Linked DNA regions of Homo sapiens: regions 1, 2 and 4 are each linked to region 3. A link is a loop called in an ENCODE intact Hi-C map of the cell type or tissue named here. Cell type or tissue: PC-3. All regions are shown on one strand.

The links. A loop is a pair of places that touch in the nucleus more often than their neighbours do. Peaks named below come from ENCODE experiments on the same cell type or tissue, not always from the same donor. Only the 100,000 strongest peaks of a DNase experiment are listed, where the experiment ranks them.
Region 1: it touches region 3 in a loop (10-fold over the local background); 5 of 110 quality-filtered maps call a loop at or near these places.
Region 2: a loop joins it to region 3, with 3 times the contacts of the local background. A loop is called at or near these places in 4 of 110 quality-filtered maps.
Region 4: it touches region 3 in a loop (11-fold over the local background); 2 of 110 quality-filtered maps call a loop at or near these places.

Annotation. Positions count from the first base shown.
Region 1 is chr18:26,379,906-26,387,905 of GRCh38, forward strand. All of the region lies in intron 14 of TAF4B (TATA-box binding protein associated factor 4b), which reads left to right. Among named protein-coding and RNA genes, the nearest start is that of LINC01543, 39 kb to the right of the region's middle. In PC-3, a CTCF peak has its summit at 3,951 (motif pointing right); DNase peaks (open chromatin) are centred at 3,996 and 6,306.
Region 2 is chr18:26,304,305-26,312,304 of GRCh38, forward strand. All of the region lies in intron 9 of TAF4B (TATA-box binding protein associated factor 4b), which reads left to right. Among named protein-coding and RNA genes, the nearest start is that of TAF4B, 82 kb to the left of the region's middle. In PC-3, a CTCF peak has its summit at 3,047 (motif pointing right); a DNase peak (open chromatin) is centred at 3,077.
Region 3 is chr18:26,452,132-26,460,131 of GRCh38, forward strand. It overlaps KCTD1 (potassium channel tetramerization domain containing 1), which reads right to left. Exons shown (of 5, transcript NM_001142730.3): 4 at 7,489-7,794; 5 at 2,779-3,770. The coding sequence ends at 3,612. It overlaps LOC124904274 (a long non-coding RNA gene), which reads right to left and starts at 875. Exons shown (of 2, transcript XR_007066322.1): 1 at 517-875. RefSeq lists an enhancer at 6,769-6,838. In PC-3, CTCF peaks have their summits at 4,127, 5,958 (motif pointing right) and 6,157; no DNase peak of the experiment used is centred here; H3K27ac peaks cover 817 bases.
Region 4 is chr18:26,575,398-26,583,397 of GRCh38, forward strand. It overlaps a transcript of KCTD1 not described here. Among named protein-coding and RNA genes, the nearest start is that of MIR8057, 12 kb to the right of the region's middle. In PC-3, no CTCF peak of the experiment used is centred here; DNase peaks (open chromatin) are centred at 654 and 4,754; H3K4me3 peaks cover 1,899 bases; H3K27ac peaks cover 2,526 bases.

The sequences.
Region 1 (8,000 bases), 72 kb before region 3:
TTTTTTTGATGCTATTGAAAGTAGTATTTTAAAATTATATACTTTCCAATTGTTTGTTGCTAACATATCAAAGTAAAGTTGATTTTGACATAGATCTTGTATCCTCCATTCTGCTAAATTCACTTAATTGTTCTAGAGGTTTTTTGGAATAAATGTCTTAGGATTTGCTAAGCAAATCATGCTGGCCACAAATAAAAATAAGAGTACTTCTTCCTTTCCAATCTTTATGCTTTTTATTTTCTTTTCTTGCCTTAGAGCACTGGCTAACTTCCCCATTACTATGTTTAATAGAAGTGGTGAGAGCAGACATCCATGCCTTATTCCTGATCTTAGAGGGAAATTGCCTGTAATTAACCTTACACATTTCTTTTCTACATTTAAAGCTATACAATTCCATTTGTTTTCTACTTTAGCCTCAACCCTACAAATTTAGATATGTTGTGTTTTTATTATCAACTTTGAAGATATTTCCTAACTTCCATCCTGGTATCTTTTTTGACCTACAGATTATTTAGAAGTATGTTGTTTAATTTCCAAATGTTTGGTGTTTTCATTGTGGTCAGAGAACATAGCCTGATTTTAGTCCTTTAAGTTTACTATGACTTGGGCTTGCATGGTTTGTCTTGATGAATACTGAATGTCTTTCTCGTGAATTGCCTCCTTCTGTCCTTGCGAATTGATCTTCCTTTCTAGTAATATTCCTTGTCTTGAAGTCTGCTTTGTTTTTTTAAAAGTTTTATTTTAGTGCTTTGCCTGATACTATTATAGCCATGTCAGCTTTCTCACCCTTAGTATTTACATAGTTCATCTTTTTTCCTTTGGTTTACTTCCACCTTATCTGTGTCTTTGTTTAAAGCAGGTCTCTTATAAATAACATATAATTGAGTTTTGATTTTTTTTTTTTACCAGAATGAGAATTCACTTGGAGTGTTTGGTTCAATAGTTAATGTAAATACTGCTATGACTGGATTTAAGTCCATCATCTTGCTGTTCATTTTTAATTTTCCCAGTTTTTTTCTCCTTTTCTGCCATCTTTTGAGTTAATCAAGCACTATTTTAGTATTCTATGCTACGTTGTCTGTTTCCTTTTTAGTTAATAGTCTTATTTATATACCTACTTATCTTTTGAGACAGAGTCTTGCCCTGTCGCCCAGGCTGGAGTGCAGTGGCACAATCATTGCTCATTACAGCCTCGACCTCCCAGGTTCAAGCGATCCTCCCACCTCAGCCTCTGGAATAACTGGGACCACAGGCACACACCACCACGCCTGGCTAATTTTAGCATTTTTAGTAGAGGTAGGGTTTCACCATGTTTCCCAGGCTGGTCTTGAACTCCTGGGCTCAAGGGACCTGCCTGCCTCGGCCTCCCAAAGTGCTGGGGTAACAGGCGTGAGCCACTGTGTCTGGCCCTTTTATTTTTTTTAATGGTTGCTGTGACTCTGTTCAGAGGTACAATGTGCATCCTTAACTGACTACACTTGGCTTTGAATTAATACCACTTCACACAAAATGGAAGAGTCTTTTAAAACCAAGTAATTTGGCTGGGCGCGGTAGCTCACGCCTGTAATCCCAGCACTTTGGGAGGCCAAGGCAGGCGGATCACCTGAGGTCAGGAGTTCGAGACCAGCCTGACCAACATGGAGAAACCCCATCTCTACTAAAACTACAAAAGTTAGCCGGGCTTGGTGGCAGGTGCTTGTAATCCCAGCTACTCGAGAGGCTGAGACAGGGGAATCGCTTGAACCTGGGAGGCAGAGGTTGCGGTGAGCCGAGATTGCGCCATTGCACTCCAGCCTGGGCAATGAGCGAAACTCCGCCTCTAAATAAATAAATAAATAAATAAATAAATAAATAAATAAATAAATCCAAACCAAATAGTTAATTATACACACCCTTCCATCCTTTGTGCTATTGTTGTCACCTACTTTACTGCTACATATGTTCTAACCTCCCTGATATGTTATTATTAATGGTCATATATCTTTTAAAGAATTTATGAAAATAAAAATGGTTTTTTTATGTTTCCAATTTCTAATGGTTTCTCTTTTTTTCTATAAATTCATATTTCATTCGAGTTATTTTTCTATCAGCCTGTATGCAACTCACCAACTCTAGAATTACTAGAGTTTTAAACAAAGCTACTGTTAATACATTTAAAGATATTGATAAATTCACCTTTAGTTTTGAGGCACAGCAACCCTTATTATATTATAGCTCTTACTTATATTCACAGTTCTCCAAGGAAAAATCAAAGCTAATTCTTAAAGAAAAATGTTTAGCAGTCCTTTGAATAAATTTTAAGAAAATAATAGGTAAAACCGATCTCTGGACATAGTTTATGTGAGTTTTCAGAGGTCTTTGCAAGTGTCTTAGTAAAAGTTTAAAGAAAATAACCATAGTGTAAGTAGGAAAGTCTTGACATGAGGTTGTCAGCTTGGCCATAGGAAATAATCAATTTACTGCCTTTCAGAATTCACTGTTTATTTGGCTTTTTGCTGTTCTTGTGTGTCGAATTCCTTGGTGGGCTGAAGCACTTTCTTAATGTTTGGAGAAAATGGCAGAAAATAGTCTTTTGAACAAATTCCATCTAGTAGCAGTTTGGTGGGGATGAGTAGGTGAGGTAAGATGTTAGAGGGCTGGGTAATAGTTGTGAATAAACCATCAAAGGACTTTACATACCCCACCTTTCACCCCAGATTGGTTTGGCTTAAAGCTGACAATGACAGCAGGATCTTGAATTAGAAGGTCCAAAGCTCATAGGGTGGTTTATTTTCACTGTTTATTCATATAAGTGATGTTATTGGGTGACTCCAAACACATGGTTCTCCTACAGATGATATCACCTAAATGCCAAACACTGTAAAGTATTCACAGGTACAAAATCTTTTTATTCTAGTAAGTGATAAGTTAAAGAGAAAATTACATTGCACTGAAGACGTATGATGGTAGAGGGAAATAAAAAGTACTACTAAAGTGCATAGGAGTTGCACCTAGGCTAGACCTGGGGTAAGTTTGTGTTTGTAGGCACTGGGGACACTTGATATCCTAGCTGAATCCAAAAGAACTTAGATGATGTGGCAATAAGGATAGGATCAGTGGAGTTCAGTGAAGAGAGAATGCTATGTGCAATTAATTGTCTGTATCAAAAAGGAAAAATATTTTGTTCATAATCAATAGTTTGAGACAAGAAGAAAGGAATGAGAGATGAGACTAGGGAGAGAAACTTTGGTGTGGTCATGGATGGCCATATATGTCATGCTTAGATGTTTAGACTTGGTTCTTATAGGAAAATCTTAGCCACTGGAGCATTTCAAGCAAGAAAACAATTTTGTCAGATTATTTTTGAAAGATCCTTCTCACTGCAGTGTAAGCAATATTAACACTGGAAATAGGGAGGTTTTTTAGAAGGCTGTTGAAGTAATCTAGGCAGAAGATAATGGAAGTGAAAATGTAAAAGTAGATGGCTTAGAAACTATTAAGGGGGTAGAATAGATAAGTGGCAGATGGACTATAGAGAAAGATTTGAGGATGACATCCAATTTTCTGGCTTAGGCATTCCTTGAAATGAAGAGGAGGAAGGGAAGGAATGATAGTTTGAAACATGTAGAATTTGGGATACTTATAATACATTCAATTGGAAATCATTAAGAAATTGAACAGTGGCATCTGGAAAATGAGAGAGCGTTCTGTTGGAGATAAAGATGGGGGTGATCATTAGCTATGACAGGCAGTATATTATCTCTATAGCTCTCATAATTACAGAGCTAGAATTGTAACTTGAAGCCAGTGATTCCGTGTCACATCAGTGTTTTCTTCTGTAAAGTACTATTGAAACATAGACATTTAGGAGTGATGAAATGGGGCAGAAGTTAACATGCAGTGTTGTCTGTATTCTGAAATAACTAGAAAGGAATAAAATGAAGGTGATAAAGATGAGAGATCTGTTGCTTCAGAAGTTCTGCTTGTTGACCAGCAGAGGGCAGTGAATTTTGAAGCTCAGTATTTTTCTGTCCTGTGTTCCCCTTTAAGGCCTAGAAGCTTGGGTATTGTGAATATAGATTTTCAGTGTTCTTGTTACACTGGGTCAGGTATCCAGGGCACATTTATTTATTTTTGCTTCTGAGACTTAGAAGATGTTCAGTTTTTTTTCTTTTTTCTGGAGCCAAGTCTTCATTCTACTCCCTATTTCTCACATTTGGACCTTGTTTCCTCCTTAAAGCTGAAAAGACTTGAGCTATCCCTTAAGAGCTGCCATGGTGGCATGAGGTTGGGACTTAGTGTAAATCAGGTAGAATCTGAGAATGTCATGAATCTTTGCCTCTTGATTCCTCTATTAAGAAATTCTCAGTTTTTGTGTTTGGTTAACTGTTCAGATTCAGGGACACAAATTTTGCTTTTATTAGTCGTAGGATTCAGGGAATTGAATGAAAGAGATTGACTTTTAGTTTCTAGAGACAATATTGAAAAGCTTAGTTGATTCTGTACAGCAGCAGGCTCCTCCACTATTTAATTTGAGGGGTGTAAGAAAAACTTACTGTCCACCCGTCACATGTCTGAAATGGCCATCAGTCTACTTTGGAGCTTTAGGCATTCAAGGCTCCCTTAAAATTCAGAAATTTCACTGAGAGGGACAAGGTAAGTATGGCAGCACAAATGATTTCTCTTGAGTTCAGTAACCAGTGATTTAGTGAAGACTTGAGATAATAGGACCTAGGTAGGAAAAGTTTAACTAGTTTTAACTACGGGATGGGAAAAAAGGTCTGGAGCTAGAATTACACTGTTTCCTGTTTGTAAACCTTCAGTGCCTTCCTACTGACTAGGGAATTCATTATGAGAATAGGGCCAACATTTAGAGAGCGTATGCCATTGTCATTTAATCTTCAAACCAGCCATTTGAGATAATTAGTGTTACTATCCCTATTTTGCAGATTCGGAAACTGAGGCACAGAGAAATTAAGTAATTTGAGATTGCCTATGGAGGAGACAACGAGTGTTTGCCACCATTCAGTTCTGTATATCTTATGCCGCCTAGCACAGTTCTTGCCCATAGTAGGTACCCAGTAACCCAGAGAATTTTGAATGGAATCAGAACGTAGACTAGCATGAAGCTACATTACCGTGGATGGTGGCTCTTGGGAGGAGAGGCCCGTATGGAGTCACTGCAAACCCCAACAGGATTCCCGAAGCCACTGGGTTCATAAAGATGTCCTTTCTGCTTCTGACTTAGAGCAGTCATCCAATTTAAGGAAATGTGGAAAAAGAAGTAGAAAAATCTTTAAAGGTTTTATTTCACAACACTGCTGTATTAAGTTGAGGGATAAAAATTGGATTACTAGTTATTTTTGGTTATTTAGTATCATTATTAAAATGGTGTTATTTATCTAAAATTGATAACTGATGATTTTCCATTTTTTCTTGTTAGAGCAATAGAGTTCCTCAGAAGTTTCATTATAAAAACAAGAAACTTAGTTCAGTGGTATAACAAAACAAATTAGGTGAGATAAGTTGTTAGTGGGCTGGGTAACATTAATGAGTAACAATTATGAAGGCTAACATAATTGATCTGGCAATTTTAGAAGATGTTAACATTTAGGTTTGAGTAGGCTTCCTAGGACATCTTTTGTGCACCTGGGAAATGAATTGGTCGTTTCATCTTTCATTTTCATCCAGGTGAAGAATCCAGATTAAGGAATATCCTCATGTAGAAAGTTACATGGGAAAACCTTCTATTTCCGAAGTGAACAGTACACTAACAGTGAGAAGAATAAACAGCGTTTTTTTTTTTTTTTCTTCTTCTTCTTCTTCTTCTTGCAAACTCTGGGCCCTTAACCACATTAGTATTCTTTGTGATTTCTAATGTGACCAGAAATCAGTCCTAGTCAACTCTGGGGAAAGGACTTGGTGAGGCAGAGGAAAATTAAAACTGATGGTGAAAAAGCAGGTTTGGTTTTTATGGCTGTAAGTTACCTGTGCACTCTCTACCCCCTTGACTGTGGATAACTGAGAGTAGCTGGTTATTCTGGCCAGGTCATTGTGATTGACAAGTTACAGTTGTGGACTTTGCCAAATCAAAGCTCAGGAATAAAAATGCTATATATTTTGTATTCAGATTCAAGAAAGATTGACTTTCTAAGTTAGCTGCTATTTGGGGGAAGAGAATGCTATCACCTTCATAAAGTTGTGAATTATGAAAGACATTTCTGTTGGGTTACTGAATGTCCCTTGGGGTTTTTTTCATTTATAACATTGCCTCAGGCTCTCTGCTGCATCCTGTTGGAATGACCTTCTTTTCAACTCTGTGCTGGCAGCTGTAATATGGCTCTTTCCCCTGAATCCTTCAGGCTTGTCACATGACAAACATGAACTGTGACCCCTTTGTTCCTTACTCAGATGATTAGGTCTCTTTATTTTTTTTTTCTGTTTGACAATTTTGCCTTATTGTCTTTCCTTTCCCCCCTCTCTTTGCTTCCATGTTAATTTCCTCCTGAGGCAAGGTTTTTGGGGTAGCAATTTAATTTTTTTTATTGAAATATAGCATCAATATAGAAAGTACACAAGTCATAAGCTCACCACAGTTTTCACAGCATGAACACATTCATGTAGGCAGTAGTTAGATCAAGAAGGAAACATCACCAGAACTCCAGAAAACTTCAGTCTCTTTCTAATCACTTCTCATCTCCCCCATGGGAACTCACTCTCCTGACTTTTTTTTAGCTTTGCCTGTTCTGGGACTTGGTAGAAATTGAATCATACAGTATGAATTCCTTTGTGTCTGGTTCCTTTCATTGAACATTTTTGTGATACTCTTTCATGTTACCCAGTCGTTATTGCTGTGTATTATTCCATGGTATGACTATTCCACAATTTATTGTACTCTTAATGTACTCACTCGGATTGTTTCTAGCTTAGGGCTCTTGTGAATAGTAGTCATCCTTATACATATCTTTTGATGAACCCATGGCATATTTCTGGGTGTTTACATAGATGTGGAATTGCCAAGACATTGTGTCTGTCTAGCCAGTTATTTTAAAATCTCATATAAAACACCAAAGTACTGATTTTAGGAAAACTCTTAGAAGATTTATAAACATATAGATACAGTTTTAGCATAATGTATCTAATTTATGGCTAAAGAAATTGCCTCTAGTTAAATGTATTGTAGTTGTTTTTTGTTTTTTAAGACAGAGTCTCACTCTGTCACCCAGGCTGGAGTGCAGTGGCATGATCTTGGCTCACTTCAACCTCTGCCTCCCAAGTTCAAGCAGTTCTTCCACCTCAGTCTCCCGAGTAAGTGAGCTTACAGACGCACACCACCATGCCTGGCTCATTTTTATTTATTTTTTGTTAGAGGTGGGGTTTCACCATGTTAGCCAGGCTGGTCTCGAACTCCTGACCTCAAGCGATTTGCTTGCCTTGGCCTAAATATGTTGTAGTTTTAAATGGGTTACTCCTGTAAACAACAAAATTTCCACTCACTGCCAATTACATGTTTTAGTAACTTTCTTCCTAATATGTACTTTTTATTCAATTTTCCAAACAAAACTGAGCTTTTGGTCCCATTCCGCAAAAATCTTATGAAGATATTTTGATGGTAATAATTTACAATAGTTAAAGTTACATCTGAGTTACACCATCTCTGAGTGTTGATGCTAGCAGAGTGGCATGCTAGTGCTTCACTGCCAGGCTTAGCTGAAGTACCAGAGGCTTACACTTGTACAAATTGCATTCATTACCAAGAACCCTGCAGAAGTGGCGAGAGACTGGCTCTATACTGTAGATGGGCTCTGGGATAAGTAGCCGAACAATTGGGCAGCTGAGACCAATTTTTTTCCCTCTTTTAGAACGTGGACTTTCCAAAATTGTTTCCATGGATACTTATGAACAAGTTTAACTTAATGAGTATAAAAATATGACTGCGACATCATGTCCCTCAAAAACTGGGTAGTATCTCTTAAAGAAGTTTTATTTGTCCGTCAGATAAAGTACCCCTAAGTCATGCT
Region 2 (8,000 bases), 150 kb before region 3:
GAATTCCAGTGACTTCAAACATAGGATGATCAAATAGTAAGTGTTAAAAAATAGTATAAAGTATTTAAAAATAAAATACGGAATCTCAAGAATGAGCAAGAAACTATTTTTAAAAATGACTGCAAATACTTGAAAAAGAACCAAATAGGACTTTTAGAAGTAAAAAATGTAGTCAATAAATCTAAAACTTTGTGGGACAGGTAAATCAGATTAAACCTGAGGGTCTAAACTGAGTTTGCTTTCTTCCAGAGAGGATTTGTGACTGTTTCTAGTAGACCCAGGGATTACTATTGACTTGGAACCACTTTAGTCTTCTTCCTGGGAACTTGACTTACCCAGGAGTCTCAGATACACTTTTCCCATTGTAATCAAGAACTAGTGCTAGCCACAGTCATTTGCCCTTGAGGCAATTCTTCCTTTAGGATATGCTTATTGCTGATTTTTACTGACACCTTTTTTTTAACAGGTCCTGTGAACCAAACAATGGAATGAAAATGTCTTATGCTGTGTAATTGCTCCTCAGTAAATCTAGTCCACTTACTGCCTGAAGGAAAAATGTCACTATAAGTATTTTCTTTGGGAAATTTCTGACTTATTACTTTCGCCCATTTATCTGTTGACTACTTATTGCTTTCCAGACTTATGTACATATGCTGGACAGTAGTAATTCTTTGATATATACATTGTAAGTATTTTTCTCCTAGTTTTTTGTTTAACTTGGAAATTTGTTTTTAGTGTTTCATATATGGAAAATTTAAATTACAGTATAAAGTTTAGCAGTCTCTTCCTTTATGGCTTTTGAATTCTAATGTATCCTTTCGTATTATGAGCCCAGAATGATGTGCCTTCTGTATCTTCTTCTAAGATACTTGTATGCACTTACCTCAAATACAGATATTTACCTTTATATCTTCAATAATTCTTGATTTTATTTTTGTAAATGTGTGAGGCAGAGATTAAATTTTCCTCAAATGAATTGTCTGAGCAATAGTTAGTAAAGAGTTCATCATCTTTAACTTTCTTATTTGCAATGCCACCTTTATCTTATAGTAAATTCCCATTTAAAAAAGGGCAAATTTCATTTTAGTGATATGTTTTTGTTTTATTTTATTTTATTTTTTGAGATACAGTTTCACTCTGTTGCCCAGGCTGGAGTGCAGTGGTGCGATCTCAGCTCACCACAACCTCCACCTGCTGGGTTCAAACGATTCTCGTGCCTCAGCCTCCCGAGTAGCTGAACTACAGGCACGCGCCACCACTCCCAGCTTATTTTTGTATTTTTAGTAGAGACGGGGTTTCATCATGTTGGCCAGGCCAGTCTCAAACTCCTGACCTCAGGTGATCCACCTGCCTCGGCCTCCCAAATATTTGTTTTGTTTTGATATTACTATTTTGGTGTTTTCGATTGTTATAACATCTTTATTTATTTATCTAGCCCATAGTTAAAGTAAGTCCTTTTTCTATATTCCTTTTTATCGAAGGTATCTTAATTTTACTTGTTATTTTTCTCTCGTGCATGAATTTTAGAATCAGCATGGCAGTTCCATGAAGTTTGTATAGAATTGTGTGATTAGGTTAATTTGGGTGGTGGGGGCAGAGAATTGGCTTAAAGAATTTTCTTTTTACGATATAGAAGATTCCCATCTGAAACCATGGTTATATTTGTTAGAATTTGGTAAGGTTGTAGGGAACAGAAAAACTGAAAAGCCATTGCATAAGCAAATTATCTCTCATATTCAGAAAAACTGAATTGCAAGGATCACGGTCTGTGGTGTTAGGGATCCGTGCTCCATGTTTGCCTCCTTTCTGTTCTTCGGACACACTAGTCATGGTCCTGATGTACAATTTTATTTATTTATTATTTTCTTTAATGTTTTTAATGTTTAATTTTGGGGGGTACATAGGCGTATATTTATGGGTTATGTGAGATTTTGATAAAACCCACTGTATAGTTTTTGATGTGGTATGCAGTGAAAGCTGTCCCTCAGTCTTCATATGACATGGTCTTTCATATATCAAATCTACCTCCTTAGAGAGGTAAATTTTGCTTGGCCAACCAACATAAAGTAGCTTCCACAGTGATATCTGCTGTCTTGAGGTACTTATCTAAAATTATTTTGTTCATTTATTTGTTTACCCCTGCTTCCATGTATTTCCCACTTCTTCTTAATCGTCTATGAAAGCTTACAATGATTGTTTACCATTGTATGTATACCGAGTGTTTAGAACAATGCCTGTTTCATAATAGGCATTCAAATATTTGTTGAAATGGTGAGTTTTGGAAAAGGAGTATTTATAATCTCAGCTATTTCTTAGATATTTTTGTACAAAGGTGCACTTTTCATTTTTGTACAGTACTTTCTAGTAATTCACAGTCACACATGGCTTTATGCATATCTTTTCATAGTGATGTCTTTTTAAATTTAATTTTGCTTCCCTGGATACTTACATCACTTCAGTTATTTATTTATTTATTTATTTATTTATTTTTTAAGATGGAGTCTCACTCTGTCTCCCAGGCTGGAGTGCAGTGCACGATCTCGGCTCACTGCAAGCTCTGCCTCCTGGGTTCACGCCATTCTCCTGCCTCAGCCTCCTGAGTAGCTGGGTCTACAGGCACCCGCCACCACACCCGGCTAATTTTTTTTGTATTTTTTTAGTAGTGACGGAGTTTCACCGTGTTAGCCAGGATGGTCAGATGGTCTCGATCTCCTGACCTCGTGATCCACCTGCCTCGGCCTCCCAAAGTGCTGGAATTACAGGCATGAGCCACCGTGCCCAGCCTTACTTCAGTTACTTTTTAAATGAAACTGATAATAGACCCTCGATGTTGGCTCTTTTGTTAAATAAGAAGAAATAGTAGCGAATAATATTAGCTCTTGTCTTGACCAAACTGTATGACATTTAATAATATAGAATGATATTTTCATAGTTTTTAAAAACTATTTTGTTAACTTACACTTTTCGGGGGGATTCATTTGTGACTTTTTCTGCTAAGAAGATTCTGTTTTCTATTCTGCTTGTCAGTATAGCTGGGGTGAATTTGGGAAGCTGTATTGTGCTTAAACACCAGAGGGTGCCAGAGATTCATGTTCTTTCCATCATACTTCAGAATCAGAAGTGGCAAACAGGATAGTACCTCTGCATGTTTGCATAACCGTATTTCAACTGAAGATGTGATGATAATAAGGAATTAATATCAATATTTTTATGTGATCATTTATTTAAAGTCCTTATATTTTAGAGATACATAATAAAATATTTATGGATAATATCTATATACTATATCTGGTAGTGAAGGTGTTTTAACAACTAGGGGTTTTAGTGTGATTTTTATTACTTTAAAAAGACACTCTTGGAAAATAATATAGGACCAGATTATGTGCTGTTTGCATAGATGGTATTACTCCATCAATTTTAATGTCCATTTTTTCCATACTGCAGGAATTAGATTGTCTAGTGTATATTAACTTATTTAACTTTCATCATATATAATTCATTGTTTTATGTATTACGAGTCTGTTTGTCCTTGTGTATGCTCACGCTTGTAATCCCAGCACTCTGGGAGGCTGAGTTGGGAAGATCACCTGAGGTCAGGAGTTCGAGACCAGCCTGACCAACGTGGCGAAACTCCATCTCCACTAAAAATACAAAAATGAGCCGGGTGTGGTGGTGCGCCTGTAGTCCCAGCTACTTGGGAGGCTGAGGCAGGGAGAATTGCTTGAACCTGGGAGGCAGAGGTTGCAGTGAGCCGAGATGGAGCCATTGCACTCAAGCCAAAAACAAAAAACCCCCCAAAATTAGTTGGGCATGGTGGCGCACGCCTGTAATCCTAGCTACTTGGGAGGCTGAGGCGGGAGAATGACCTGAGCTCCGGAAGTGAAGGCTGCAGAAAGGTGAGATTGCACCGCTGCACTCCAGCCTGGGTGTCTTAATAAAAAAGAGAGAGAGAAAAAAGAAATGAGGTTGTTGAACATTCCAAGTGAATTATATGAGTGAAGACTTGGAGATTATATTGTGAAGTCTTTCAGAGTTTTTAGTCATATGTTGTCATAGTAAAGTTATGTTCAGGAAAATTTATCTGTGTACTTTAGTGCAGAATAAACTGAGAAGGAGGACGTTAGAGGTAGGTACACCATGAAGTGAAGGTTGAAGTTATATAGGTAGGAGATAGGGCATATCTTATTTATTTGTCATGAGCATTCTCAAGAATGGTCAAAGCCAAGAGACAGTTATAATGCTGTGGTGTGAAAAATCTAAAAATTTCTTGTTAAGAAATTAAATTAGGCCAGGCGTAGTGGCTCACACCTGTAATCCGAGCACTTTGGGAGGCCGAGGTGGGCGGATCATCTGAGGTCTGGAGTTCGAGATCAGCCTGGCCAACATGGTGAAACCCTGTCTCTACTAAAAATACAAAATTAGCTGGGTGTGGTGGTGCATGCCTGTAGTCCCAGCTACTTGGGAGGCTGGGACAGGGGAATCGCTGGAACCTGGGAGGCGGAGGATGCAGTGAGCCGAGACTGTGCCATTTCACTCCAACCTGGCAGCCTGGGCAACAGAGTGAGACTCTGTCTCAAAAAAAAAAAAAAAAAAAAGAAATTGATAATTGAACTGAGAACATGAATATAGGAAAGAGCTAGTACATACTTCAGGAAACAATTGATAACTAAATATTTCCTAGTATACTATAGATCAGCAGTCTCAGAGTTACCCAGGGAATTTGTTAAAATTTTGGTTCCTGGAGCTGATCTAATCTAGAATAAAATCTCTGGGGATTGGGTATGGCAGGAACTTGTATTTTAAAAATCCTTATAATGAACATATTTCTGATGTTCATTATAAATTTAGGAACTATAAGTATATATAGACCAGCATTTGACAGACATTTTCATGAAAATGAATGAAGTGAGTCTGTCACTTTAGGGAAAAAACCTGACAGTATTTTTTTTTTTTTTTTTTTTTTTTTTTTTTTTTTTGCCAATGATAAAGTTGGAGCTATCAAGCAAAAATGAAAACTTTGCAAAACATATCTATTACCATGACTTTGACAGCTTTCCAATAGTTATATTTTCTGATTTGGTTGGTGGAGATACATGTAATTTTGGATTATGTATTAGAATCTAAATTTGGAAGAACTGTATGACTCAGTGAACTAGTATTTTCCATATTACCAATGGATGATGTTGCAAAACCATGTCTGAGTAACAGATCCCATTCAAAATGCAAGAGGACCCGTGGATTTTAAAAAGATTTGTAAAAATAGAAGGCAGTACCACTCTTGATCTATTTTTAAATTTTGATATGTTAATTTTTGTTAAAGTATGTTATTTATGGTAATATATATTTCTTATTTTTCAATGAATAAATAATACCAATTTTTAGTTTCTGATGCAGTTTTAGTTTCTAATACAGTTTTCACACAAAATTACATGAGAGGGTCATTTTCACTCCCATTTTACAGATAAGGGGATCAATGAATAGACGTGGGAAGAAACTTGTCCATGGTCATCCTATTAATATTTATTTTTTATTTTTTATTTTTGAGATGAAGTCTCACTCTGTCGCCCAAGCTGGAGTGCAGTGGCGCGATCTCAGTTGCAAACTCTGCCTCCCGGGTTCAAGAGATTCTCCTGCCTCAGCCTCCCGAGTAGCTGGGATTAGAGGCATGCAACCATGCCCAGCTCATTTTTGTATTTTTAGTAGAGATGGGGTTTCACCATATTGGCCAGGTTGGTGCTGAGCCCCTGACCTCAGGAGACACGCCCACCTCGGGCTCCGAAAGTGTTGGGATTACAGGTGTGAGCCACTGCACCCAGCCATCCTGTTAATAATGGTCAGAACAGGGACTGAAACCTTGACCTCTTTAGAATCAGTACTCTTAATTTTTATAACTCAGTATTTTTCTTAGTGTGGTCCTTAGACCATTTGTATCATGATCATTTAAGTGTGCCTGTTAGAAAACTCCAAATCCCTGGTCTCCATCATAGGCCTACCAAATGAGAATCATGGGTACTGTGTGGATGTGTGTTTGACATTGAGACCTGCATTTTAAATATACTTCCTAGGTGTTTCCTAAAAACACTATTGCTTGAGAAGTACTGCAGTATGCTACGCTACATTTGAGTTAATAAGAAGAGAGGGAAATTCCCATGAGAAAAACAACTTTAAAGCATAGAAGAAGGAATAAGCAGGATATTGTGTGAATTTACTGGCTCACTGTGGTAGAGAGGCTCTGCTTGAGAGAGGTGAAAAAAGAATATTGAAGGCAAACTAATTTTATTACAGATTTAGTAATCTAAGGAAATAACTAGATCTTAAAATAAAAGTTTTTGTTTATATTTTAAAAACTCATTTATTTGAGTAGGTAATGTGAACATTTTACACGAAATTTATAAGGTACAAGAAGGTATGCAATGGGAAAAGTAAGGGTTCCCCTGACTTCTTTATCCCCCCTATTACCCAGGTTCCCAGCCTAGAGCCAACCAGTTACCACTTTTTTTCAGTTTCTTATGTATTGTTCTAAGTATAGTATTTTTTTTTTCTTGGGTACAGTATACTTTATTGATGGTACATGACAAGATGGAGCTCCCTAGATATAGTATTCAACACAGATGGTAATATATAATACATACATAATGTTTTGCTTTTTTTGTTTTTTTTTTAACCACTTAATAGTAATCTTGGAGATTGTCTCATCAGTACATATTCACTGTGATTTTGATATTTTTAACAAAGTTCCATAATGATGGACATTTAGGTTGTTTCCATTGTTTCATACTAGGAAAAAAGCTGCAGTGATAGGTGATGAAGATGATTAATATGATCAATAAAATTAGTTGGAATTTAAGGCAAATACATTGATTAGAAAAGAAGACAGAGTAAGAACTACCATAACAGAGACAAACATGTGCTCTCAGGAGTTCAGCATTGTAGCAGTTGGACAAATGATTTAAAAGTATAAAACCAGCATTTCTAAAGTAGGCATTCAAAGTGGATCTGGGACATAGATAAGGCTTTGAAAGCTTTGAAAATAAGAAAAAAGCAAAGGGGCTGGGCGTGGTGGCTCACACCTGTAATCCCAGCATTTTGGGAGGCCGAGGCAGGCAGATCACCTGAGGTTAGGAGTTTGAGACCAGCCTGGCCAACGTGGCAAAATCCTGTCTCTACTAAAAAAAATACAAAAATTAGCCAGGCGTGGTGGTGCTACTCAGGAGGCTGAGGCATGAGAATCGCTTGAACCCAGGTGGTGGAGGTTGCAGTGAGCCGAGACCTTGCCACTGCACTCCAGCCTGGGCGACAAAACGAGACTCAGTCTCAAAGAAACAAAAAAACAAGCATAGGAAGTTGAAGACTAGAACAGGAAGGGAATAGTCTAAGCAAAGTCCAGAATCAGGAGGAGTTATTCTATAGTGAGTAATGGAAGGAAGGGGGAAGAGTGCTAACTGTGGTCATTACCTGGAAGACCTTGGATGTCAAGTTGAGTTCAGGGTAATGTGAAAGATTTTTGAACAGGAAAATAACGTGACTGACTTTACTTTAGAAGAAGTAGTCTGCTGTTGTTAGAGAAGTTAAGGGGATAGAAGAAGACATTGTAAGAAGGCAGGCATGAGCAGGCATTCTCAAAAGCTAAAGAATTAGATCAGTTTCAGAAGCTAGAATGCAAAGCATTTGTGATAAATTAGTGATATTTTTGTAATATTTGCCTAGTTCCCTGTAACACTCCATAGAATCTTGAGTTGGAAGGCTTTTTCTACTGAGGCACTATTAAGTTTGTTTTTCTGAATATCTTTTAAAACAAAACAGATTGTCTTTCACAGCACCTTCATCGAAAGACACCGCATCAGACCAGAAGACTTGAAGACTTGGTTTGGTGATTCTTACTTACTTCTTGAAAATTAAAACCAAACCAGAATCACAAATATCTCTAAACATCAAAGCCTTTGCTAGTGTCCTGACCTCTTATCTAGCCTTACTGATATGCTGCTAGAACACTGCTTTCC
Region 3 (8,000 bases):
GCTCACTGCAACCTCCACCTCCTGGGTTCAAATGATTCTCCTACCTCAGCCTCTCAAGTAGCTGGGACTACAGGCACGTGCCACCACGCCCAGCTAATTTGTGTATTTTTAGTAGAGACAGGGTTTCACCCTGTTGGTCAGGATGGTCTCGATCTCTTGACCTCATGATCCACCCACCTCGGCCTCCCAAAGTGCTGGGATTACAGGCGTGAGCCACCGTGCACGGCCAACAGTGGCTTTTTAAAAAGCAAACTTTTATAGCTACCAAGGTAATGATTGATTCAGGAAAGGATTACCAATGGATGTTAAAACCATCTGGTGAGAGTGTGTTGAGAAACAGGATATTTATAGTCTCATAGTGTCATCCCACAGGTAATCATTAATTACAAAAAGAAAAAGCTACCTTTACACTGGATAATTTGGTGAATGTTACTTTAACCAAGAGGCCAAAACTGCCATTACTAATATGGGTCAAACTGAGTCTTGTGATATAATTCACTGAGGACATGATATCACCTATGTAGTATTCTTGAAACCAAAAAACCTGACTCTACCAGTGAGGGACAAATCAGACAAATCCAAATTGTGCAACAATCTACAAAACAGTTGACCTAGACTCTTCCAATAAGTCGATGTCATGGAAAGACCCCTCCGCCTCCAAAAAAAAAAGGAAGGTGTGGGGGGTATTATTAATAAATGCAATGCATAATCCTTGATCAGATCCTCTAGGTGAAAAGCACAGCTATAAAGATCCTTTTGGGGACACTGGCGAAGTTTGAATATGAACTTTATATTGAATAATAAAAAGTAGTGAAAAATAAGATTGTGATTCATTCACGCCTGTAATCCCAGCACTTTGGGAGGCCAACGGGGGTGGATCACTTGAGGTCAGGAGTTCAAGATCAAGCCTGGCCAACATGGTGAAACCCGTCTCTACCAAAAATAATAATAATAATAATAATAATAATAATTAGCTGGGTGTGGTGGCACATGCCTGTAGTCCCAGCTATTTGGGAGGCTGAGGTGGGAGAATCACTTGAACCCAGGAGGTGGAGGTTGTAGTGAGCCAAGATTGTGCCACTGCATTCCAGCCTAGGTGACAGAGTGAGACCCTGTCTCAAAAAGAAAAGAAAAGAAAAGAAAAAAGTGGTGATTCAATTATATTTTGACATTTTGATTGACCTACTCTTTCCTAAAGTATTTTGGTATCTGGGAATCTACATGTTTCAAGACCTAAAAAGGTCAACATTACAAGTGAAATGTTTGCTCCATTGAACTGGATCAGAGTTTTTGTAGAAACAATGTGCAACTGGGATGCAGTCATATAAATGGACCGAAGAACTTAGAAAAGAACAAAGTGGATGCCAGTAGCCAATGCACACCATTCTGTGCAGTATTTGGTTGGGACAATGCTAACTGCACATAGGCAGTCCTGGGTAAACATTAACTGATGACAATAACCAGCAGAGTCCCAAAGTGAGGCCCTTGCATTATTGTTTTGAGGAAATTCTGCCTAATGAGAATGGATTGCTAGTAAATCATAGAGCAATTTTATTCTCCTTTCAGTAAGACATGGATGACCGAGCAGCTGGTGGGAGCAGCCCTGTCTGTCCCCATCTGAGAGAGTGGTGTATTAGTCTCAAATAGGGAAATTACGCAGCAATGTGGAAGCCTGGCTAGCCGTCATTAAAGTAATTCAGTGTTTGGGCTGCCTGTGTTTCAGGCAGTGATAGGAGCCATTAACAGCTCACTTTTAGTTTCAGAAGCCAGAGATATTTTCATTACTAGTGTCCTCAGGCATACACTTTTTAATTTAAAAAAAGAAAGTAAGTTCAGGATGGAAATAACCCATCACCACAGGAATATCTCTGCACCAGAAACACATTCTAGTTTACCTGTCAATCTTACCAGCATGCCAGATTTATTTTGAGTGTCTGGAATGAGGAAGAGGAGGGAAGAAAGGTGGGTGTAGGGCCGATGGAGGAATCAGGGTCACTAATACCTTGGAAAAGCTGAGGACTTCATTCTAAAGTGCTGTTGAAATCTCAGGTTTTTTACTTCTCTGGCTAGTAATAAAATGATTGATAGTTCTGGCTCTGAGATGTTCCCTACTTCTTCCAAAGCCATAATGCCCTACTTTTAAGATGCTTTGGACAGGTGTTATGGTAGACTGAAGTTGGTCACAAATGCTTTGTTACTTTCCCCAACAGGAGGTTCTTATTTCCCCCTCATTGAGTCTGGGCTGGCCGTGTGGCTGTTCAACCAACAGAAAGCAGCAGAAGTGTACTGTGCAGTCCGGGGCCCAGGCTTTTAGAGAACTGTGGCTTTCTCTGCCTCCTTCTTGGAATCCACTTACCATGTTGAGAGGGGCCCAAGCCACATAGAGGCCAACAGCCAAGTATTTGCAGCCATCTGGGTGAGCCATCTAGGACATTCCACGCCAATCAGACCCCTGGATTGGAGCAGTGGAGCAGACATGGAGCAGATGCAGCCCAGCGAAGGCCAGTATCACAGGCCAGAACAAAATGTTTTAAGCCATTAAATTTTGGTGTGACTTGCTCTGCAGCCAGATAACTGAAATAGGTGTAACCGAAAAGTCCGTAAGAAGGAAGATTTACCTTGCTGACCAATGCAGAATAACAAAGCACAGGAAATAACATTTGCTGGGTCGGAAGACAACTGTCTGGAACAGGTGATGACATCCTTAGCCTTTAGTAGGTTTTGACTTCAAAACTGACCCCGGCTTTCATGCCTCTTTTTGATGCTCAACACGGACAATTTCAAAAAGAAAAAATTTCACTTTAATCCAGCCTCACCCCCACATGTGTGTTTCACACAGACCTTATTTTTTAAACAGAGTTTATTGTATTTAATACATTATAAAATTTGAAAAATTGTAGGAAAGCAGCAGACTTGAACTGGAGCAATTCTAACAAGGAATAATTCTGGCCCCTTGGCAAAACTGATCAGTTTTAAAACAAAGTAAAGTTCACATCTGTGAGGTGGACAAAAAAGTGTGACTTCTGTACAAACTACATTTAAAATTTCATGTCTAACATCTTTGCAATGTGCTCATGAGGGTTTTTCTGAAGTCCTGCCTGGTCCCTGCCTAAAGAAAGACGTGGAACCTCCATATACAAACAAACTTGATTCAAGGTGTTTTGTTTGTTTTGTTTTTTTAAAAAAAAAGGAAAAAGAAAGACAAAGGAAAAAAGAAATATGGATGGCTGTTGTTGGCAATGGAAACTGTAAGGAGACTGTGTCCTCACCACTCATGGCTTGTTTATTTGTCAGAGGCCTCGGAAGGCCCAGGACACTTCACGGCCATCACAGCACCAACTGCGGCTGTCACCTTTTTTTTTTTTCTTTTTTGCATTTCCTACCTTTTGACATATATATATATATTTATATATTTTTTACACCTTGAGGATATCACTATTCCAATTGTTCCCATATGAATACAGGTGTGGTCTCTATTGGATATAAATGTGTCTTTTATTCGATTTTACGTCCAGGACTTGGTTTGCTGTCCCAACTGCACATAAATGTCCCTTTTTTGTTTGAGTTATTGGTTGTGTGTGTTTTCCTTTTTGCATAAGAAATATGTCCATTTAGTCCAGAGGCTCTTGCTTTATCCGGATGACGGAGGGTACACGGGGCGTCCGCCTCAGTTCCCGCCGAAGGACGTATTCGCTGAACTGGGACGAGTCTACTCCTCCCCCACAGGAGCCCACGATTTCAAATCCTCTTTGCTGCAACCTCTCGAGGACCTGCGAGGGAACAAGACAAGCATCCAGTTAGGGGTGAGGTAAGTCCTATGGCTACATAAACACCCCAAAGTTTGAGATTATGCGCACTCTGGTTCATCTCATCCAGCACCCATGTCCCTGTGAGCTGCTCCTCTCAAAGGAAGACCCTGGATTAATGGGCAGGAGAGAGGAAGCAAGCATTTCTAATGCCTAAAATGTGCCTTTCATGCTTGCTTTACACACACCAGCTACAACACTCGATGGTGTTAGGCCCATTTTATAAATGAGAAAACTGAGGTTCATGGCTAGTCAGTGATGGGACTGGGTTTCCAACTCAGGTCTGTTTGGCCTCAAATCTCCTGTTTTTGTATATGCAATGCTGCCCTCTCTGTCAAAAATGAGGGTTCACATTTCAAAGCTCATTTATCACTAAAATACATCCTATGAGATGATAAAGAATCTGGAAAGGACAGTGATGGCAGAGTTTACTTAGTCAGTGATTCATTTGTACTCTCAACTCCGCCTTTGTTCAAGTTTTCCTAATACCGAGTTAATATATATGTTTTGGCCTGGAAGATTGATGTAATTTCAATAGCAGAACAAAGGGATTACTGAAGACACTAGAGGATTATCTACAGGTTTTCAAGTTTGTAACATCTGAAACAGATTTATTGCCCTGCATTCATTCAAGGAGACAAGAACCAGCACAATGATTACATATTAGAAAATGTAAGAAAAATAAAGATATTCTAAACTTCTTATACAAATGTAAGCCATAGAATCTGTTCCTTAATTTTGAAATCAAAAACCTAACGCCAGCAAGATTCCTGGGTTTGGCACTACATGTCTGACACTGTTAAATGCAGGAAACAGTACCTGTGACTCTTAGATTAGATAGACAAAAATACAGGAAACTGATCTGGAGCATTCTGTTTCTTTAGGAATCCAACAAATATTAGACTTGCAAATGTTTCCTGCCCGAGTTCTGAATATAATTAAATTACTTCCACACCACCTTAAAGGCAAAGTGATTCAATCATAACTTAAAAAAAAAAAACAAAACAAAAAAACCCACCTCAAAAAAACTTTTATTGGAATGAACTGAAATGTAGTCAATGTAAAGTGAATCCTTACTTTTTTAAAAAGTATTATTTTTTAGTTGCCTACTTCAATATAGAATATAGTCTGCTATGTTGCAAAACAGCTTACTAGATGAGATGGGAAAGCAAGAGAGTATGTTTTCTAAAAATTAATTAAAACCTCAAGTGCTGGCAAATTAAAAAAACATACACAAGTCCTTATAAGAACAAAATTAACATTCTACCCAGCAGTGCTCTATTTCTGTAGGTAAATTCACAATGCATATGCATACCTGTCAGCATAAGGACAGGAAGAAAACAATCCCTAAATTCAAAATCAAGATGTGCTTTGGTGGCAGGTAAATACAAAGACGAAGAACAGCTCCCTCCATGGATTCCCCAGCAGAGGCAGGAATGCAGCCCTCAGCAAGAGGCATCCCAGCTTGCTTGGCCAAACCAGCACCCTGGAAAAGATCCCTTGCCATGATTAGGAGAGGAAATCCAAAGGGGAGGAAGCCATGAACAGCAGAGAACCTAACCCTGATGTCCATTTTTCTTTGAGTCTTAAGGTCACTAAATGCTAACAGGAGGAAATCGCTAAGCTCTTCTTCGGAGTCCGATAGGCATCATGTGATAATTATTCAATGTGATCCAATGTTACCTTGGATGTGGTCAAAAGCTTATTTCAATGTAATGCAAACAGCTGATGGAGCCATTACTTTGGAAACAACAACACGTTCACAGCAAAGTTCCTTAAACAGTGATCACACAACAACTTAGTGAGGTATCGGGTGTCGTAAGCCTTATCCCAGAGTCTCTGCGTGCCCATAGGCTGGTGCCTATTTCTTGGTCGGTGGAGCAGGACGCAAGGGTAGGTCATGGCTGTGTCATATGACCACGTTAATCCAGATGAAAATTTCCATATCTGATGTGGGAAACTGTCAAGCACATGAATTGATGATCGTTATTCACTGGCCCAAAGGTGTGGCCGAGGCCTTCCTGTCCTGGCTCTGAATGGTTCTGCCCCTCTGTCTGCTCCAGTGATAGCCAGGGCAGGCTGTTGTGTGGAAGGGGACAGGCTTTCTGGGCTTTAAAGAGGCTTAAACTGCTGAGGCCGTCTCAGGAACGCTGTGCAGGGCCATGCGGGAGCACCACACACCTCCAGGGGACGCTCTCCGCACAGGTGAGAACGCGAATCTCGTCCTCGGGAACCCTGCGACCCAGCAGCCAGCCCGCCGCCTGGGAGCATGTGCCTTCCGCTAGCATGCTTAGGGAACATTTTCTGCCAGTTTTCTGCTCTTCTGTTCTCAGACATCTGTTCATATATTTTAAAGAGTTATAAATAGTAGTGGAACAATCCTCAAGAGGCAGCACAGAAGAGTGGGTGCTTCTAGTCTCTGTGCTTTGGGAAGGGTTCTGCTGACTAAATACTGAACAAAGTCATGGGCCCATTCCAGTTAAAAAGAGGGAAAAAACTAGAACCCTCACTCCATTGACTTCAAATGGTTTTGTGTCACACGGAGCTGGAATCGAGACCCAGGTGTGCCTCTGCCTTCCCATCAGCAAGACAGAGAGGATTAACAGTGCTTACCTGTTAGGGTTGTAAGAAGACAACACATGCTCAGGCCATGGCCCAGGGTAGGGCAGAGAGTCGGTGCTCAGCACACATTAGCCTCTGAGTTCTCAATTCCACCCCCACATCTCTTGCTCCCCTACACTTCTCCATCTCAGGAAATGGCAGTTCCACTCACCCAGTTCCTCTGTCAAAAATCTTAGTCATCCCGGGCTTATGTCTCACAACCCACAGCCATCGTCAGAAAACCTTATTAGCTCTACCCTCCAGACACACACAACTGGACACTTTTCAGCTGCTTGAACCACAGCTTGCTGCCTGGTCTCCTTGTTTCTCCTATTCTCTAGCTGCTGTCGCAATGTTCACTTTAAAATACGAGTTCTGTCAGTTCTCCCTTCTGCTCAAAACCCTCCAATGGATTTCCATTTGGCTCACATACACAAACGAACCAAAACCAAAAGATGCCAAAATAAACAATCCTAGGGCACTTGCCACCTCCTAACGAGGCTCTCCGTGATCTGTCCCTGATTTTCCCGGGCCTCCTGTCTGGGTACTCTCTCTCCCTGAGTCACTTTCTTCAAGCCAAACTGGCTTTCCTGATAGTCCTCAATATGCCAGCATACTCTGCCCCAGAAATCCACTTACCACCTCCTGGGCAATATATTTATGTTGACTGTTTGCCTCCCACTCCACTCCCATAATGCAGTTCCATGAACACAGAGCTGTCCATCGTGTTCTGTGTCTGTCTGTCTCACTATGTTGCCCAGGCTGAACCTGAACTCCTGGGCTCAAGTGATCCTCCTGCCTTAGCCTCTGGAGTGGCTGGGACTATAGGCGTGTGCCACCGTGCCCAGCTGTCGTGTTCTATATCTGTCTCTTCTGTATCTCCAGTGCTCATCCCAGCACCTGGCACAATCACAAGACTTACGGAATGACTGCTATAGAGGGTGATAATTCACCTACCCAACAGAAGTGTCACTGAGTGAGTTTCTAAGCTCTTTGGAGGAAAGGCACCATGTGAGGGCAAGGTTAAGTGACAACAGTAAGAGTGGCATTTGATGCCACACAGTGCGTAACAATGCTATACCTGGACTGAGTTGAGGTGACAGTAGCCATTTAGTGGAAACCTGATGACGTGCGTCGAGTCGTGATTCCAGCCTGCATTGACAGAGTTACACATCACGTCGCCGATCTCTGGAAATACTTCTTCTATCAAGGATTTGTCACCGCTTAGCGTGATCCTTTCTCCGAGGTCTGGGGCCACACGCACGACGAGGCACTCACAGGGCCTTGAAAATCGACCAGTTTCTCTGTCCTGCTTCCATCTTTCCATCTCCAACAACATGGGCTGAAGCTGAAAATATTTTGCCTCTTCATATAACAAAGTGTAGTCCTGGAAAAAAAAAAGGTATTTCACAGTGCAAACTGCAAACATAAAGTACTAAACATGTCCACATCTAAGAGGTGATTTTTTTCCACTTCTTGTTATGTCACTAATCAAATCTGCATGTGCGTTTTTCACTTACGACATGTTTGTAGAGGCTCAATTTGCATTCATTCATTCATTCATTCATTCAGTGAAGATAAAAGGAGCTGAGT
Region 4 (8,000 bases), 120 kb after region 3:
TGCGGGCAGGGTTCGGGAAACAAAACTAGTTCACGCCTGAGACTGCGACCCCCTGGACGGGGCGGTTTCTAACTTTCCTCTCTCTGTCTCTCCAGGGGTGGAGGGAGGGGCATGATCCAGACACCAGAACAAAGACAGCCAGGTCAGAAATGGTGTGGTCTGTTTCTGCAAGTCACGGTCTTTGTGACCTGGGGAAATGGCTTAGTCTCTAGCCTGCCAGCTAGAAAGGGAAAGCCTTTATTTGCTCAAGTGCTTTGGGATCTTCAAAGGAAGGCTCTGAACTATTATTCAAATATTTGTACATTATTTAGGTTGTGCTTTTCATACTTCATTATGCTCCCCCAAACTTCTCAGGGAATTTGGATCACTCAGAAACTTTAGCGTGCTATCGTCCCTTACTCATCCTGCCCTCCCTAAAGCCTCATTGAAAGCACTGATCTTTTGATTATTGGAGCTTCTGAAACAGAGCCAAGGATGAGGCTTTAAGTGTCAGCTACGACGATATTCGGTGTTATTTTGCTATTAGCATGGCTTGCTTGCTTTTTTACTTCATATAAATGCTTACACATTCCAGACACATGGACGTGTAAGTAAATACATATATTCACAGAAGGATACACCTCATACATGCCTTGGCACTCCTGTGTCTATACTCCCTGTAGATAGCATCGCCTCCAGGAAGCTTTGCTAACACTGCTCCATCCGCTTCAGTAGGAGTAGATGTCCCTTTATAGCCCTCTCCAGGTTCTTATGCATACATCTGTCACAGCACTTTTCACCGTGTCTCGTAATTGTATGTTATTGTTTGTTGTACCATTTGACTACGAATTCTTTAAAGACAAAAATTGCATTGTTTATCGCTGTTTCTCCTGTGATTAGTACAATGCATAGTACATGGTAGGAATTCAGTATATATTTGTTAAATGGATGAATGGATCCATCATCCATATTCTACTCCCTTGCTGAGATTTGGGTGCTCAAACCTGTTTCCATTCATCCATTTAACACACATATAACTGAATTCCTATCAAATAAAATGTATAAAAATACATTTGAATGTACTGTTGCCAGTCTCTTGGCTTCCCTTAATTTATTAATCTTTGCAAGTTGCTTTTAAGCTTTCAAGAGTTATACATGTTCCTAGCAGCCATTTCGAACGATTCAGAAGTACATACAGAGGGGAAAAAATGAACCTGTTTTCATCGTTCCTCATCAATCCCACCCCCTTCCTCCAGAGGAAAGCACTGTTAAAGCCTTTCTTCACATTTATAAACACATATTTAAATATACCAACAAAAATATTTTTTAAAACAAGGTTATATTTTAGGATTTGTTCTGTCTTGACATTTCTACTTAATATATAACACATTCTTATTATTTTGTATATATAGGCTCAGAATATTTATTAATCAGGTATTCATCTATGTATTTATTATTAAAATGTTCAATGCACTTGTTTTAAAAAAATTGAACAGTGCAGAAGGTAAAAAATGAAGAGTGAAACTGCCTTTGTCCATTACCACTGTTTATTTCATATTGCAGAAGTAAACACTTTGTAACCATGCCTAGTTTTAGTACTTTTGGTGGTTATCCCTGCAACTATAAATCGTTTCTTGATTTCTCAGCATTAGATAGTATCTATCAACTCCTTGATAAGTTGAAGAATTTAGTGGTTTATGTTTAGTTATTTTAGTGGTTACATTAATAACCTTATATAAAATACTAAAATTCCATCTTGCCCCATCAACCTTACCCAGAAAATACTGGTACCCTGCTGTGTGCTTTGTGGATGTTAGAACACCTACACACTCCTTCCATTTCTTCAGACTTCTCTCAGCTTCATCATCCATCACTGTCAAGGTTTATGATATTTACATCTGGGCTTTAGTAGTTTCCATTTATTCTGTCCAATGTCTCTGCTTTTGGCTTCTAGAAATTTTTTGAAATTTCTTATCTGCTAATGACACCTCCCTTGTTAATGTTGTTATCAATCAATTCTTTTCAGGGTATCTTTGTTATCATCTTGATGGGGCTTAGGGAGGTAGTAGAGCTAAATACAGGCGCTTATTGTGACATCTTGAACAGGGCTCTCCTTTTCTTTTCAATGTGATTATTTCTTTCGGATAAATTCATGAGCATTTCTTAATTTTTTTTTTTTTAGACTTTTTAGACAAGTTTTTGCTCTGTCATCCAGGCTGAAATGCAGTGGCTCAATCGTAGCTCACTGTAACCTTGAACTCCTGAGTTCAAGGATCCTCCCTCCTCAGCCTGCTGAATGGCTAGGACTACGGGAGTCCAACACCATGCCTGGCTAATTAGTTTTTAGTGTTTTTTTTTGTTTGTTTTTTTGTTTTTTTGTAGAGATGAGATTTTGCCATGTCGTCCAAACTGGTCTTGAACACCAGACCTCAAGTGATCCTCCTGCCTGAGCCTCCCAAAGTGCTGGAATTACAAGTTTGAACCAGCATGTGTGGCTGAGCATTTCTTAATTCTGATCACCCATAAATACAATGGTGTCTGTGATCTGAATTGTGTTGGAAAGAATTTAGGGATTTGGGAAGAAGTCAATGAAGATGATTATTTCTGGGCCATCACTGTAACTCACTGTAGTATTTTTCTATTTGCCCCATCTCCACCTTGCTTTTCTTTTCTTTTCTTTCTTTTTTTTTTTTTTTTTTTGACAGAGTCTTGCTCTGTTGCCCAGGATGGAGTGCAGTGCTCCGATCTCGGCTCACTGCAACCTCAGCTTCCTGGGTTCAAGCGATCTCCTGCCTCAGCCTCTTGAGTAGCTGGGACCACAGACATGCACCACCACACCCGGCTAATTCCACCTTTTATCTTAGTAAGCAGTAATATCAATGTCCTTCTATAAATATTTTTGCTCTTCTATAAATCACTTTTACAAGTGTTGGTAGTATATTGCTGTTTATAAAAGAACTGAACCGCCTTTAATGAAAACATATTTACACTAAAATTAAAACTCTATCAAGGATTTGAAATTGCTTGTATCATAAACTATTGTTAGTATTTGCTCCTATTTATATTCCCAAGTGGAGAGTAAGCTGCCTGAAGAATTATAAAGAACTTCCAAGGTTGCATCTTACTCATTTTTTTAATAAAATTGTACCTAGCAAAGTACGTGCCATGTAGTTGGTGTTCCATCAGTTTTGCTGAACTCAACTGAACCAACCTTGGCCATACCTGTGGATTCTCCATTGCAGACTCTGGGCTCTAACCCATGGGAATAGTATGGTTTTACACATTTCTTCCCTAGGTGACTGTATGAAGGAGCCCTTGACATGCCTGAGAAACTCCCTTTTAATCATAATTACATATGACTTCTCTTCCCTTCCTCTATGCCAATATTAAATGCACCAGGGAAACTGATTTCAATTACAGTGGATGCCTTACCCCTTCCAGTTGATCAAATTACACATCCACACTTCCGTGGAGGTTATCCAGTGTAATTCTTAGTACTGGGGAGCATGAACAGGGTACCAATTACTTAAGAAGTGCTCATTAGGAATTAGAAAGCAAACATAATTACCACATGCCAATTGCATAGGAAATAGGAGGGCTTCTCAACAAAGCCAGGCTTATTTTATGTATCCCATATAGTTCCTACAGGATGTGTTTTTACCTGTTTTGTTTTTTTTTTCAGTCCGCCAAATACTGGATGCATATACAAGATGAAGACTTAACAAGTAGGAAATGTACAGACTGCAAACTCCTTATTTGTCTCACTCCACTATACCTCCAGCACCTAGCTGGGCACACAGTCAGTGCTCTAAACATATTTATTGGATCTTTTTAATACCTCCAGTAGAAAATAAGTTAATTTTATACAGTGTGAGCTTTTTCTCACCCTCACACACACACACACACACAAAGCATCCAAAGTTTTGAATGTCCAGTTAGTGTCCAATTAGTGTTGGACACACTTGGCAATCAAAACATATTTGGTGATTGGTTAATTGCTTTATTTTATGCATGACCTTAGGAACTAATTAAATTACATAACAATTTTGCAGATGACCCCAGAGAAAACGAAAATTGTAAATTTTTTCAATAATTGTCATCTGGTGAGTTCCACCTGATTTAGATAAAGTTAGGGTTTTCTGTACTGTTTCCCCTAAGAGGAGGCTTAATTTGCTTCTTATAATTTAGCTGTGTTCTCTTAAAATATAAGTGTAACATAGAAATAGTTTGGGGAACAAGTCAGATTTTCCATAAATTACATGCAAAACACAAAAGTTATTTCCCATCATCAAATTTTCATATTTTTATTTCATGTTAGCATGCAGAAATATTTAATAATGACGAAATAGTCTATAAATGGCCAAGCCACAGCCTGGGAACAATAAGTGGCATTTAAAAAGCTTGTTTTTGACTCCAGCTGGAAGGGGAAAACTGAAGCCATTTCTTCAGCTGGGCACCCTCTCTTGGTGCTTAGGTCTCCCACACATTGGAAGGAGCCCCGTTTATCCTTTGAGTCACAAAGGAAGTATAGGATGATGAAACTTTGAGCTACCCCCATTTTTGCCTCATCTCTATCTACTTAGCAGTGTGGAGAAGTTGGCCAATGGTAACATAGCCCTTGTGGATTCTCTCAGAAGCAGGTAAGTTCCATTTTTAGTAAGGCTTTCCATGTTTCTGAGAGTTCAGGCTCCACCTGCCCAAAGCCAAGTGGGTGACTTAGAGAGGTGATTCATTGAGTCAACAAACAACTATTGAGCACCCACCCTGTGCCAAGCCCCATTCCAGGCTCTTGGTTTAGGCAGTGAATAAGGCAAAGTTCCTGCTTGCTTCTGGCCGGGGAGACAAACAAGAATCACGCGAATGCATAATATGATGTCAGGTGTCCTGAGTGCAGTGACAACAAGGACAGTAGGGTCAGGGGATACTGAGTAATAGGTGGACTGTGCAGTGGGCGCGGTTTGCATCTAGTAAGGGAACTTAGGATACCCAGGGTGATATAGGAGCTCAGTGTGGTTCCCTGGTGAACCTAGCACCTTTATCATTCAGTCAGATCTAAATTCTGATAAGGACAGGGCACACTCTGTTCACCAACATAGCTAGGCAAGCAGCAGCTGAGAGCACACTCTCAGCCTGCGTTGGTGTGGAGCCCAAGGATGTGATTTATTATTACTATTGTTATCACCTCTGTCAGCCTTGGCAATGAAGTTCCCATTGTTTCTAAATATGATTCTCAAAGAAGCCACAGAAACTCACATACCAGAGGACACTGGGGAGGGAGTGTGGCAAAATGGCTTAGAGCTGGGGTCAGCGTACCATGGCCTGCAGCTAATCCGGCCCCCTATCTATTTTTGTAGGGCCCATGGGCTAAGGATGTATTATATTTTACATTTTTTAATGGGTGGCCAAAAATGCATAAATAAACAGATAAATCAGTAGTATACTTTGTGACGAGAAAATGTTATAAAATTCAAATTTTAGTGTTCATACATAAAGTTTTACTGGAACACAGCCATGCTCATTTTGAACATGTTGTCTTGGCTGCGTTTGTGCTGAAATAGCAGAGTTAATAGTGGTGATGAGATTGTATGGCCCACACAGCCTAAACTATTTATGATTTGGTCCATAAGACAAAGTCTGTTGACCCTGGCTAATAGTATGGCTTGTATTCAGTAAAGAACTGGGTATAACATTTTGGTATGTGTTGGAAAAAGAATACTATACAAATATGAAAAAGAATTAGATTTCCATATGGGTGATGTCTATGATATGTTAAGTAAAACAAACAAAAACAATTTGAGTATAATACATCTGACTTCTCTAAATATTCCACTAGGATATCAGCTCCATAAGTGCAGACCTGTGTCTGTTTTGTACATGTTTTTGTTTTTAGAGATGGGGTCTCATTCTGTTTCCCAGGCTATAGTGCAGTGGTATGATCATGGCTCACTATAGCCTCAACCTTCCAGGCTCAAGCAATCCTCCCACCTCAGCCTCCATAGTATTACTAGGAAACTGGGACTATAGGCACACACCATCATGCCTGGCTAATTTTTAAATCTTTTAGATAGATGAGATGGCACTATGTTGCCCAGGCTCATCTCAAACTTCTGGACTCAAGAGATCCTCCCGCCTCAGCCTCCCAAAGTGCTAGGATTACAGGCATGAGCCACCATGCCTGGCCTTTGTTCACCGTTATATCCCCAGTACCTAGAACATTGTGTCCCCTGGTATACTCTCAATAAATATTTGTTGAGCTGGGCACAGTGGTACATACCTGTAGTCCCAGCTACTGGGGAAGCTGAGGCAGGAGGATTTCTTGGGTGCAGGAGTTCAAGGCCAGCAAGACCTCATCTCTAGATAAATAAATACATACATATTTGTTGAATGAATGAATGAATATAACACAACACCTAGGGAGCTATATAAAATATATATGAAATTTGGTTTCATAAAAATTTAAAAGATAAAAATATATATTTTTTACATGGCCAAAACCATCATAAGTAAACTTAGCCATGATAAACTTCAAGAAATCACCAAGGGCCTATTACTTAATGAACTCCTACAAATCAATAAGATCAACAACCCAATAGGAAAGTATGCAAATAGGGCTGGGCATGCTGCCTCATGCCTGTAATCCCAGCACTTTGGAACGCTGAGGTGGGTAAGTCGCGTGAGCTCAAGAGCTCGAGACCAGCCTGGGTAACATGGTGAAACCCTGTCTCTACCAAAAAAAAAAAAAAAAAATTAGCGGGGCATATTGGTGCGTGCCTGTGGTCTCAGCTTCTCTGAGGCTGAGGTGAGAGGATCACTTGAGCCTGGGAGGTGGAGGTTACAGGTGAGCCAAGACCGTGCCACTGCACTCCAACCTAGGTGACAGAGTGACACCCCGTCTAAAAAAAAAAAAAAAGTCAGCAAATAATAACAGGCAATTTATAGAAAGTAACTGCAAATGGCTCCTTAAGCCTATTTAAACATGACCAAGTTCACTCATAAGAGAAAAGCAAATTAAACTAAATGAGTTATTGTTTTTCCACCTCTCAGCTAACAAGAACACATTGTACTAGTGGAATTGTAAATTAGCAGAACTTTGTAGGGAGTACAGTTTGACAATATGTAACCACAATTTAAAGTGCATATACCCTTTGATCTAATGATTCTAATTTCAGAAAGTTATCCTATAGAAATATTCACGTTCGAAATGACACAATTGCATGGTTATTTATTGAGACATTGCTTACAATCCCAAAATATGGAAAATAATTTAAATGTCCATCAATAGGTGAAATAAATTAACGTGCAGCCTGCAAGATACCATGCACCTCTAGAAAAGAAAGAGGCAGCTTTTCATGTATAGATGTGGAAGGATCTCCAACATACGTTAAGTATGAAAAAGTAGAATGAGCATGTATAGAATAACACCATTTGGTTTTTTTTTTTAAAAGGATTTATATGGAGTTCTTTGCATAGACTATCTTTAGAAAAATACAGAAGAAACTGATAGTAGTGGTTGCCTTTGAGAAGTGTAACTTTTACAAATAAAATTAATATTGAAATATGAACTTATGAATTCAATTTAGAGAAAAAATAAGTATACATAGAAAAATCTGAAAGAATATAAACAAAAAACATTACAGGGAATTTTCACTTTTAAGTTATATATTTCCGTAATGTTTAATAGTAGATAGATGGTAATTTAAAAAAAATATGATGGAGATAAAAGAGAGCAAAAGTAGGCCAGGTGCAGTGGCTCACATCTGTAATTCCAGCACTTTGGGAGGCCAAAGCAGGTGGATCACCTGAGGTCAGGAGTTCAAGACCAGTCTGGACAACATGGTGAAACCCTGTCTCTACTAAAAATACAAAAATTAGCTGGATGTGGTGGCGGGCGCCTGTAATCCCAGCTACTCAGGAGGCTGAGGCAGGAGAATCACTTGAACCCAGGAGGCGAAGGTTGCAGTAAGCTGAGATCGCATAATTGCACGCCAATCTGGGTGACAGAGCAAGACTTTGTCTCAAAA